4 separate regions of the Homo sapiens genome follow, and all the other regions are linked to region 1. The links are chromatin contacts, found by Hi-C in ENCODE. All regions are on one chromosome and are shown on one strand. The core of a region is the stretch at or near the end of the contact, and the rest is flanking DNA. Distances in the headings are between cores, read along the strand shown.

The links. Hi-C counts contacts between places; a loop is a spot of excess contacts on that map. Pooled maps may share reads with other maps.
Region 2: a loop to region 1 is called in a pooled map, with 9 times the contacts of the local background. The contact joins the promoter of FNIP2 here to the promoter of PLRG1 in region 1. A Hi-C loop is called at or near these places in 5 of 50 pooled maps.
Region 3: a loop to region 1 is called in a map of B cell, with 19 times the contacts of the local background. The contact joins the promoter of ETFDH here to the promoter of PLRG1 in region 1. A Hi-C loop is called at or near these places in 5 of 168 maps with a recorded cell type or tissue (B cell, CD4-positive, alpha-beta T cell, CD4-positive, alpha-beta memory T cell and 2 more), 1 of 37 single-sample maps with no recorded cell type and 14 of 50 pooled maps.
Region 4: a map of CD4-positive, alpha-beta T cell shows a loop between it and region 1 (15-fold over the local background). The contact joins the promoter of LRBA here to the promoter of PLRG1 in region 1. A Hi-C loop is called at or near these places in 2 of 168 maps with a recorded cell type or tissue (CD4-positive, alpha-beta T cell and CD4-positive, alpha-beta memory T cell) and 9 of 50 pooled maps.

The regions. Positions count from the first base shown.
Region 1 is chr4:154,549,132-154,551,697 of GRCh38, forward strand. It overlaps PLRG1 (pleiotropic regulator 1), which reads right to left and starts at 1,269. Exons shown (of 15, transcript NM_002669.4): 1 at 1,169-1,269. The coding sequence starts at 1,177. RefSeq lists enhancers at 1,373-1,422, 1,443-1,602.
Region 2 is chr4:158,767,732-158,770,297 of GRCh38, forward strand. FNIP2 (folliculin interacting protein 2) reads left to right here and starts at 1,295. Exons shown (of 17, transcript NM_020840.3): 1 at 1,295-1,588. The coding sequence starts at 1,482. RefSeq lists a silencer at 1,036-1,245 and an enhancer at 1,203-1,940.
Region 3 is chr4:158,671,012-158,673,577 of GRCh38, forward strand. ETFDH (electron transfer flavoprotein dehydrogenase) reads left to right here and starts at 1,285. Exons shown (of 13, transcript NM_004453.4): 1 at 1,285-1,479. The coding sequence starts at 1,446. C4orf46 (chromosome 4 open reading frame 46) reads right to left here and starts at 876. Exons shown (of 2, transcript NM_001008393.4): 1 at 605-876. The coding sequence starts at 790. RefSeq lists enhancers at 1-491, 492-1,128, 971-1,530, 1,132-1,633 and a silencer at 481-550.
Region 4 is chr4:151,014,012-151,016,577 of GRCh38, forward strand. It overlaps LRBA (LPS responsive beige-like anchor protein), which reads right to left and starts at 1,273. Exons shown (of 57, transcript NM_001364905.1): 1 at 1,191-1,273; 2 at 416-850. The coding sequence starts at 631. RefSeq lists enhancers at 703-882, 1,063-1,192, 1,544-2,141 and a silencer at 1,693-1,842.

The DNA.
Region 1 (2,566 bases), core at 19-2,518:
AGCAACTGAGTGATGCCGGAGTTTAACTTACTCAATAAATATTTACTGAGCTCCTACTGTGTGTCTGGCAGGTATTGTGCTAGAATCTCACAATAGAATGATAAAAAGGTGGTCATGGTCCCTGTGCTCAAGAGGAAACAGACAAATAAAAAGTAAAATAATTCCACATTTTGATAAGTGCTATGAAGGCAACAAGCAAGGCGCTGAGTCAGGGAATGAAGGACTAAGTATAATTGTGAAAGATTTCACTAAGGTGATATTTAAGCAGAAAGGGAGTTAGCCTTGCACAAAACAGAGGTAAGAACGAACCAGGCTGATGGAAATGTCATGTAAAAAAAAGTTCAGTTAACTGAAATAATACAAGGAGCGCAGTACAGCTGTGTATGGAGGATGAGATGGTGCTTTGTAGCTGCAAGGGTAGACAAGGTCCAGATTAGGTAAGGTCTTTTAGACTATTACAACAGCCTATATTTTGTTCTAGCAACATAGGGTCAGTAAAGGGTTTTAAACAAGAAAGGTATGAACAACTTACGTTTTAAACAGAACAACTTATAGAACAAAATGGAAGCAAGGAAACCAACCAACGGGGAGCTAATGCACCAGTCCAGGTGAAAGATGATGTTGGTCTCAATTAAGGTGGACTGCAGCGGATATGGAGAAGAGTGAATGGAATCAATAAACATGTGGGGTAAGATGGACAAGACCAGCTAACAGCGTTGGCTGTTCATGCCAGGGAAAGATGTAAAGAACGGCAAGTTTTTCTGGGGGTAGAGGTGAAATAAGAGACGACCTGAACGCAAGATAGAGAAGACTACCAATCTTTTAGGGCACAGACTCACTGACACTGCCCCGAGGGCGGCAAGTACCAGTGGTCGATCACCAACAGAGGCCCCGCCTCCGAGGACACTTTCCAGCTCCCAAGAGTCAAACGAGGACTGGACGAATTATCTCAGGCTTCGCGCCCAGGCTGAACCTCCGACTCGGGTTCTCATCCGGCTTCTACCCCTTCCCCGAAAACCCGAAGAAGAGACCACTCGGCCTTGGCCAAATAGCTCCCCTCGTAGCCTCTTTTCTCTCTGGACTCCAAGTACTCTCAATCCCCCACGCGCACTGCCAAAAAAAACAGTCCAGAGACAAACGACTCTTGAGAGCCCCAGTGTCACTTTACCTCGACCATGATGCTACCGTGTATCCCACCTCCGGCAGGGAAGAAACTCTAATCACTAACGCAGTACCCGCCGCCACAGCTGTGCAGCACCTTCCGGAATTGGGCGCCCAGGCGGCGGATGTGATGCAAGCTCTGCGCACGCGCGCTAGTCTCCCTCGGCCATCTAGGATCAGGAGGCGGGTCTCCCTCCTCGGGACCGCCTCTAGGGCGGAGTCTCGAGGCTGAAAGCCGGAGACTCCTGGAAGGGCCTGGGTGGAGGGTTTCACTCGTCCCTCTGAAGAAATCTTAGAATTATGTTTTCTGCCTTAGTTGGGGTCCTGGTTGTTCGTGCTGTATTCCCCGGAAGCTTAACGCTTTTTATTCAGAGAACCTAAGCGTCTGGAGAGCAAACTCCCGTGGGCTCTATCTAAGGCATTTCCACTACCTTGATCTCTTTGGAGGTCGCCTGCGTGCTTTGTGTCTCCTGGTTCTAATCCTGGCGAGAAGCACTTGGACACTTGTAGGCTTAACACCTGAAAACAATTTCGCTTAAACAGTCCAGTAAACACTTGTTAAGTGAACGTTGAGGAATAGCTGTTTTAATTTGGAAAATTTTGACATGTAGTTATAACAAAACCCCATATTTATTTTCTGCTAATAGATTTTTTTTTTTAATTTCTCAAAACTGCATAGCTCTTGTCCATTTCCTAGTTGCCTGCTGATTATTGTGGCTTCAACAATGCCAGGGTACAGCTTTTCAAAGCTGGTAGAAGACACAATTGGAGACTTTAGCCATTTTTATTTATACATATCCTTGTGCCAAGTATTGGTATTTTTGCTTTCTACCCTGGTAAAATCTGTGGTTTGTGATCAACCCTACCCAATTATTTTTCTATGTAAAAAAAAAAATGGATGGACTTAGGCATTTACAAACTTAAATAGACAAACATTTTACTGGCCCTGTTTCAGTTTCACTAATCCTGTCCTGAGAGCATACTGCTTACACTTTGAGAGGGGGAAAAAATCTAGCAAAAGAATAGCAATATAAATCAACCTTACTTGGAAATTCATTAAAAACATTAAGGTCATGGGTTTTTGTTTGAGACAGAGTTTCGCTCTTGTCGCCCAGGCTGGAGTGCCATGGCGCGATCTTGGCTCACTGCAACCTCAGCATCCCAGGTTCAAGCTATTCTCCTGCCTCAGCCTCTGGAGTAGCTGGGATTACAGGCGCCCGCCACCATGCCCGGCTAATTTTTGTATTTTTAGTAGAGACAGCGTTTCACCATGTTGGCCAGGCTGGTCTTGAACTCCTGACCTCAGGTGATCCGCCCGCCTCGGCCTCCCAAAGTGCTAGGATTACAGGCATGAGCCACTGAGCCCTGCCTTAAGGTCATGTTTTTACTTGAAGATACAGCATCT
Region 2 (2,566 bases), core at 45-2,544, 4.2 Mb after region 1:
ATTTCTACCACCTTTCTCTTACCTTTGTGAAATTTCAGCACATTATTCACAGCTAGTTCCCAACCAAGTCCAGAAACTAACACAATTAAAAAAAGAAAATGCAAAGTAAAATAGGCCCAGAATAGGTTCTTTTGATTACTTATGTTTTTGGAAATATATTTTCCTTTTTGAGTCTCCAAGAGTCCTCCTCTCAACAAGTGTAAGAGAGCCCAGGTGAGTCACTGTTCACTACTCATGGAGAAGCTAGAAGAGGCATGGTTGGGGTCTTACTAACTTTATCTCTATTTCCCATCATCGGAAAAATTCGTGAAGCCCAACGCTCTAAAACATAGATTAAGAAGTTGCTTTGAGTCTGGTAACGTGTCCTACACTGGCTGTTTAGAGCCCTGCACCACCAAGGATTAAATTCCAAAGGGGACTGGGGTGGGACAGGGCAGGAAAGCGGACTCAAACACATGAACTCCTCCCTTCCTCAAACCAAATATCTGCTGCTGATATGCCTTGATTGACTGTTAAATATGTATTAGGAAAAACAATCCCTTGCTATAAAATATCTTAAGTTTCTAAATCTATGTAGTGAGTTCTGTGTGTGTGTGTGTGTGTGTGTGTGTGTGTGTGTGTGTATGTTTTAAAGGGGGGACTTAATATTTCAAATGCAACTTCTTATATAACCATGGTATGGTGGCCCAAGACGCCAAACAGAACAAATGATTTGGATAAACAGTTTAAATTTTGTGAAAGCCTGGAGGAATCGAATTTGGACATGGAGGAAACCTGACAAAACCTTGGGTGCTATGTGATTCAAATCACAGCCCACCGAAGCGGCCACCGCGCGTACCAAGCCTTCCCCCCTAGCATACGCCTTCTGTGAACGGGCTCTTGTACCTGAACAAAGCGAGGACCCAAGTTCAGGGGCTTTGTCTCTAAAGAACAAAGATCGGCCTAGCTGCATGCTCGCTGTGCGAAAGAACCCAGGCTCCGTGGGAACCCCACGCCACTCGCGGAGCTGCGCCCCGGCGGCCGCCCTCGCCCCTCGGGCCCCTTTAAGTGCCGCGCCTGCCCCCGTCCGCGTCCCCCGCGTGCCCGGAGTACTGGGCCGCCCGCCCGCTCCTGGCCGCACCTCCCACCTCCCGCCTCCCGCCGGGGTTACGTGAGCCCGGGGCGGGCGGCCGCCGGGCCAATGGCCGCCGCCGGGGCCGCCGCGCTCCTCCCGCGCCGCCGCCGCCGCCGTGGGGCTGCGGGCTCCTCCCGCAGGAGATAACTGTCAGCGCGCGAGGCGGTGGCGGGCCGGCTCAGTCATATGACCGGCAGCCGGCGGCTCCGGCGCCGAGCAGAGTTACTCAGTCGCAGCGGCCCCGCGCTCCCGCAAGGCTGGGCGGCCGCGCCGCCGCGATGGCCCCGCCACCGCGGCCGCCGCCCCCGGCTGCGCGCTGAGCCGCCGGCCCCCCGAGCGCCACGGCCGGAGCTGCGGCGGCGGCATCATGGCCCCGACCCTGCTCCAGAAGCTCTTCAACAAAAGGGGCAGCAGCGGCAGCTCCGCGGCGGCGTCTGCCCAGGGCAGGGCTCCTAAGGAAGGACCCGCCTTTAGGTGAGGGGGCGCCGGGGGGCAATTCTGGCGCGGGACCCGAGTTGGCTTCGGTGCTCGCCGGGGAGGGGACGGGTAGGGGAAAGGGAAGGGACTGTCCAGGACGGCGCTGCCTATCGCCGGCACCTGGTCCCGGGCTTGTCAGCGTGGACGCGCCTGATCCGAGTGTGGCTCCGGACCCTCCGTGACCCTTCCTCCCGCTCTTTCTCCACAACTCAGGGTCCTTCCCCATTTCAGAGTTCTCTTGTGTTCCTTGGGGTTCCCGGGCGTGCGCTGTGCTTGGCTGTGGCGACCGGAGATTCTCCGGTTATTGGGGTGAACCCCTTCCGGGCAGAGCCGCCTGGGCACCTCTGCGGGCCCAGCAAAGCTGTGAGCTGTCATTTTGAGGGCAGCTCCAACCTATTGTGTACGTGACAGTGTTTTGAAGTTCTGAAGGAGCAACAGTCACGAAAAAGGCATCTTTCTTCTTTCTTGCCATATATGACAAGCTCTCAAACGGATGAATGAAAGTATGTAATTTCCACATCATGTGGAAGGTTGATGCCGCATGATGTGTGGAAAGGGGGAGTAAGATGCAATTATGAAATTTCCGAGATTTCAATTGATCAAAGCTGATATGTATATTTAATAGATTTGATCTCTCGAACACATACCTTTGAATATTGATAGCATTTATGGAGAGCTTACTACCTAAAATGCTTTATGTTGATTTCTGTCGTTTACTTTTCTGACAATGCGGTGAGGTGGGTGCTATTATAATTCCCATTTTACAGGTGAGGAAACTTAAAGTCACAGATAACTTAGGCGGCTTGCCCAAAATCCAGCTGTCAGTGGTAGAGCCTGTGTTTTGACCCAAGCAGTTTGACCACAGATTCCAGTCTTTAAAATCCCTATGCTATTCTGATTTCAAGGGCTAACTTTTAAAAGACGCCTTAAAATGTCCTATATTGCCTTTGAGCACAGGTATGTTGAGAAGTTTAT
Region 3 (2,566 bases), core at 35-2,534, 4.1 Mb after region 1:
AACTAAACCGTCAAAGAAGCCAATCCACGTGACCTAAACCCTTCAAGCTGGGTCCAGCGCTAAGCAGGCCTGGGGCAGACAATGGCATTATCAGCTGTCCCTGGGCAGGTGGCCAACTAGAACAGCAGGCTCTAAGTCCCATGGAAAGAAATCACAGCCTGATCTCAAGTACCCACAGAAAGCCAGCAAACTCATGCAGTGAAAACTATTCTCCGAAACCCATGCAATGAAAACTATTCTCCGATGGGAAAGGAGGAGGCAGAGAGCCAGCAACAGGCAGCGCAGAGCTGCGTGGCTTCGGGTTACTGCGGATGATTGAAACCAGAAGGCGAGACAAAAAGAAACCAGTGAGGGGTGGGGCGGGTGGAAGGAAAACCCCTTAAGACTCCTCACCACTAAATCTAAAGGGGGAACCCTCAGAGAGGGGTGGCACTTTAGCTGCTGGCATCCCCCCCGCTTCCCGCCCGCACGCTCTGGGGCGCAGAAGGGCCGGTCGTCCCGGGTCATGGGGGTTGGGGGACCGATTCCCTAGCCTCGCGAGCCCCGCCGCCGCCGGTCTTCCCAGAGGCGCCGAGGGGGGACGCGGTCCCGACACCACACTCACGTCTCCGATCTGCAGCTCCACTTCCTCCAGCTGGTCCACCGTTGGGCCGCTGCTCCTGCTCGGAACTGGCCAGCCCAAACTCACTGGGCCGCCCGGGGAAGATGCTGCAGAGGCGTCTGAAGAGGAGGGAGAAGAGGGAGGCGGCGGGGGCGGCGAAGAAACCTGCAACTCCTCAGGGTCGGCCATGGGGAAGGGTTGGGACCGCGGAATCCGACCCGAGAAGCCGAACCGACACCAACTGTCTTTTAACCACTCGCGCCCAAAGCCGAAAGGCCCCGCCTCCTAACGCCAGAAATCCCGCCCAGTCTCCTCGTGGGTCTCAGCCCCGGACCACAAAGACGTTTCATTTTTCGGGACAGCCAATCATATGAGTCAATTCACCTTAGGCAACTCACGGCTCCTGCGCGAGCCTCCAATCGATCTCGAAGGGCACTCGTAGAGAAAACTACACCTCCCAGGAAGCCGTGTGCGTCGCCCCGCCTTCTACTGCCTTTCACTGCGCGTGCGTCGTGCTGTGGGATTCGCGGACCCCTCTGGCCGCGCTGTGGCTGTTTCACCGCTCCCCGGCTGGGACTTGGAGTCCCTTATCTTTCCCTGGTTTGGTACATGACCCGGAAGCCTCGGCTGGCCGTTGCGTCATCCATGGCGCCGGCGCAGAGCGAGAAGGAGGTGGGAACGCCGTGAAGCAAGAGCGGTCGGCAGAGCGGGGAGGCGAACTGCAGCAGAGTTCTTGCTTTCCGGCAGGTGATGGCGCCCCCCGCGGCCTAGAGGTCCAGCGCCCGCCGCGAGCAGCGGACAGTCCTCCTGTTGTGTCCGACCGAGAGTCCTGGTGACTTTGAACATGCTGGTGCCGCTAGCCAAGCTGTCCTGCCTGGGTGAGAGGAAACGGGCGGTGGGGATAAGTGGAGGAGTTAGGGCAAAAGGGACAAGGCCGGTCCTGGGGGCTGTAGGCACCTCTCGCCCCTTCTCTCATCAGCTTTCTCAGGCTATCTAGGGCAAAGGTCACGCGCTGTCAGCCTGTTGGGGGACCCTGGCTTCCTCCCTCTGGGGTTGCCCCAGTTGGTAGAATTAATATCTAGGCTAAAGGTCAAGGGCGGGGAAAACTTGTCAACACGCCCTCGGCATCACCACCACCTGTCAACACACACACACCTCGGTGGACTCCTGAACTGAGGCTTCCCAAATCCTGGTTCTAATCTTCAAACCTCTGTTGGAAATGGAAAAAAAAAAATCGTATTTGCCCAGTTTTTCTCCCTGGTCCTGACCTGACTTTCGTCTTCGGAGCCATTCTAGTTCAGTCTAAAGAAATTGAAGTCTGATCTGTCACATCATGGTTAACATTCATATGTTGACCAAGTCACCCAAGTGTATCTGGAGCCAGTTTTTCTGCGTTGTCTAAAATTAAGGGCTGGGCGTGGTGGCTCAAGCCTGTAATCCCAGCACTCTGGGAGGCTGAGGCGGATGGATCACCTGAGGTCAGGAGTTCAAGACCAGCCTGGCCAACATTGTGAAACCCCATCTCTACTAAAAATACAAAAATTAGCTGGGCGTTGTGGCCCACTCCTGTAATCCCAGCTACTCAGGAGGCTTAGGTAGGAGAATCACTTGAACCCGGAGGTGGAGGTTGCAGTGAGCTGAGATCGCACCACTGCACTCCAGCCTAGGTGAAAGAGCCAGACTCCGTCTCAAAAAAAAATTAAATTAAATTAACTCTAAGGGCTTTATCGTGTTATGGGTATTCTGTGAACCATCGTGACAGATGAAGTTGGATGGTCTTTTTAAAGTTTTACTTAAATTTTTGTTGTTGTCGTTAATTCAAACAGAAAAGTTCCCTAAAGGATCTCATATTCTGTCATAACTGGCTTAATTTTTTTAAATCTTTAGTTTACTTAAGTTTTGGTGATAGAATCATTAAGTCTAAATATTCCAAATTCAAGGATATTCTTATGAAATTTCATGAAA
Region 4 (2,566 bases), core at 23-2,522, 3.5 Mb before region 1:
AAAACATAACTTCGACAGAATCAAAGACATTAATTCTCAAGTCCAAAAAAAGGTCACAAGAAATTATTTAAAGTGGTAAAGGGAAACGCAGACTTAGGCATACAAGCCAAGAAAAAAAAAATTAGAGATAACTCCTCCGCTAGAACCTCCCCCCAATACTTCCATAGCAACAATTATTTCCTTAGCACAAAAGTGATGTGTTCACTTTCACAAAACCTGGATCATCTAAGTTTGCACAATTCCCTTCAATCTAAAAAACAGATGAAATTGTTTCATTTAGGTGAGTAGAATTTTGTGTCCCTATACACGAAAAAAGTCACCATCAGTGTGAGTAAACCACATGGCTCCAGCTTTAAGATCTTGTTCCCCAACCCACTGAAAAGAGTATATGCTTATAAAATATTCATGGACTTACCAGGTTAAAGACAGTTTCTACAATATCCCTATTGGATACTTCTCCAACTTCAACCAAACCGGTCAACACGGCAAATTTCATTCTGATGCCCCTGATGGGGAGCCCTGGTTTCAGAGACAATGCACCCCCTTCAGTAGGGGTTTCTTCTCTCCCTCCACCTCCCCCGTCATCACCTGTTGGTGGCGGGGAAGGGACACGATTGTCTTCGCTAGCCATTGCTAGCTCACGATAAAGGACAACTCAGAGTCACCCTGGGACGGCAGTCGCTGCACTGGTAATGAGCACAACACACGCAATGCAAAACGAAAGGGTCCCTCTTCCAACTTGTGGAGATACCCCAAAGCAGTTGATGTGGAAAGTCCTTGGCGTCGCCCTCCTCCTCTTGGAGAATATTTGTCCAATCTCTCTCCCCGAGGCTGACAACAACGCCAAACCCTATTGGAAGATTAAATATATGTTAAATAGGCTAGGTTTTGTTTTAGGGTTTTGAGGGGACAAGAGGGAAATAGTTATTGTCGGTCAAGTAAGTTACTAAAGGCACCCCACTACTAGCCACCCGCTTCTCCCGGGCTCAAAAAGCTGGGTTCTGGGTGAAGGCAGGTCCAAGAGGCCCCCGAACAGGCTCACTCCTCCCCCACTCTCGTGCAGGTTCTAGGCGCAGGGTAACCTCTCCTCACAGGTGCACTAGAAAGAGAAACTGTCGCGGGGAAAGGAGGGATCGGAGGAAAGAAGGGGGGCCCACAAGCTATCACAGAGGTAGAAAGTTCTTCCTCACCCAGATACTCCGGACTCGTCCTCACCCCCCGCCCAGGAGCAGCGAGACCGAGGTGGCGGCGGAGATCCAGGGCAGGAAAAGGCGGGGGAAGGGGGCGGTGATTATTCTAAATGCTCGGCCCAGTGGGAGGAGTGAAGCACCTCTCTCAGGCACCTGAGATTCGACGGGAAGGGGTGGGGAGGTGTGTGTGGTGGCAGGAAGGGAGGGGAGCGGCCAGAGAAACCCAGCGGCCACCGCAGGGAGAGAAGGGAGGACAGAGAGGTCAGTGCACCTGGTCGCAGCCTCCAAGTTTCCCTAGTCCGCTCCCCGGGAGTCCGCGGCTGCACAGAACTCCATGGCTTCCTGGCCCGCCCCGCCCCTGCGCTCAGCCTTTGCAAAAGCAGCCGCTGCTGGCGCTACGGGCGCCGCGGCTGAGGCTGCTGCGAGTGGTGAGGATGCTACTGCCACAGCTCGCCCCGCCACGGGTCGCGCGGCTGTCGTGTGCCCACTGAAGCTGCTCCCGGCCGCCATGACAGCGCCGAGTGCTGCCGGGCGCGGCGTGCGCGTGCGCGAGCGCGAGTGCGCGGGGCGGGAGGGCGCGAAGGCGGAGGCAGCCGCGCGGCGGGGGCGCGGTGACGACGCGCGGACAGCCAAGGGGGCCCCGAGCCAGCCGGAGTGCTGGGCTGGGGCTTCCGGCTGCACTAGGCGCGCTGCTCTGGTAGCACCAGGTGTGTACCCGGCCCGGCGAGGAGAGACCCTTCCGTCCGAGGGCCTACACTTTCCCCTCTCCCACTCTCGGACCTCGGGAGGTGCTTCTGCCAAGTCCTGAGGCGGGGATTTTGGCGCTCCTGCTGTTGTTAAGTTACCGTAGGGTCTCTTGGCGCGGAGGGAACACGCGCTGCGTTGCCTAGGTGTCTCATTGGACTTGGAGAAGAACACCTGAGGCACCTCTACGAGCCAGAGAGGTGACGGCGCTGGAGCCAGTGAGGCTGCTGTCCCTGCCCAATGGGAGCGAGGAGTCCCCACCCCTGGCTGCTTTCAGCTGTTGCCCGCCCGCCGCTCTCGGCGGAGACTTGGAGATTTCCACTGGGATACCTCGGCAGCTGCCGCCATTCGGGAGGGGAGGGGAGGGGACCGAGTCGACGAGGAATGGGAAAGATTCCTTGCTTTGCAGCTGCCGCGCCACGAAACCTCTCCCACATTCATTCTAGGCAGAGGATTCCTGAGACAGCTGCTATAAACAGCGTGGAGACAGGGTTCCTTGTGCCTGTAGACCTCCGAAGGGTTTTTTCCTCTCGTGATTTTCCAATGTGAAGATTAGGCTCGCGTCATTCTCAGAGTAGATCAAAAGATAAATTATATTAGGTAGTACAGATAGGTCCTCATACTCAGTGTCC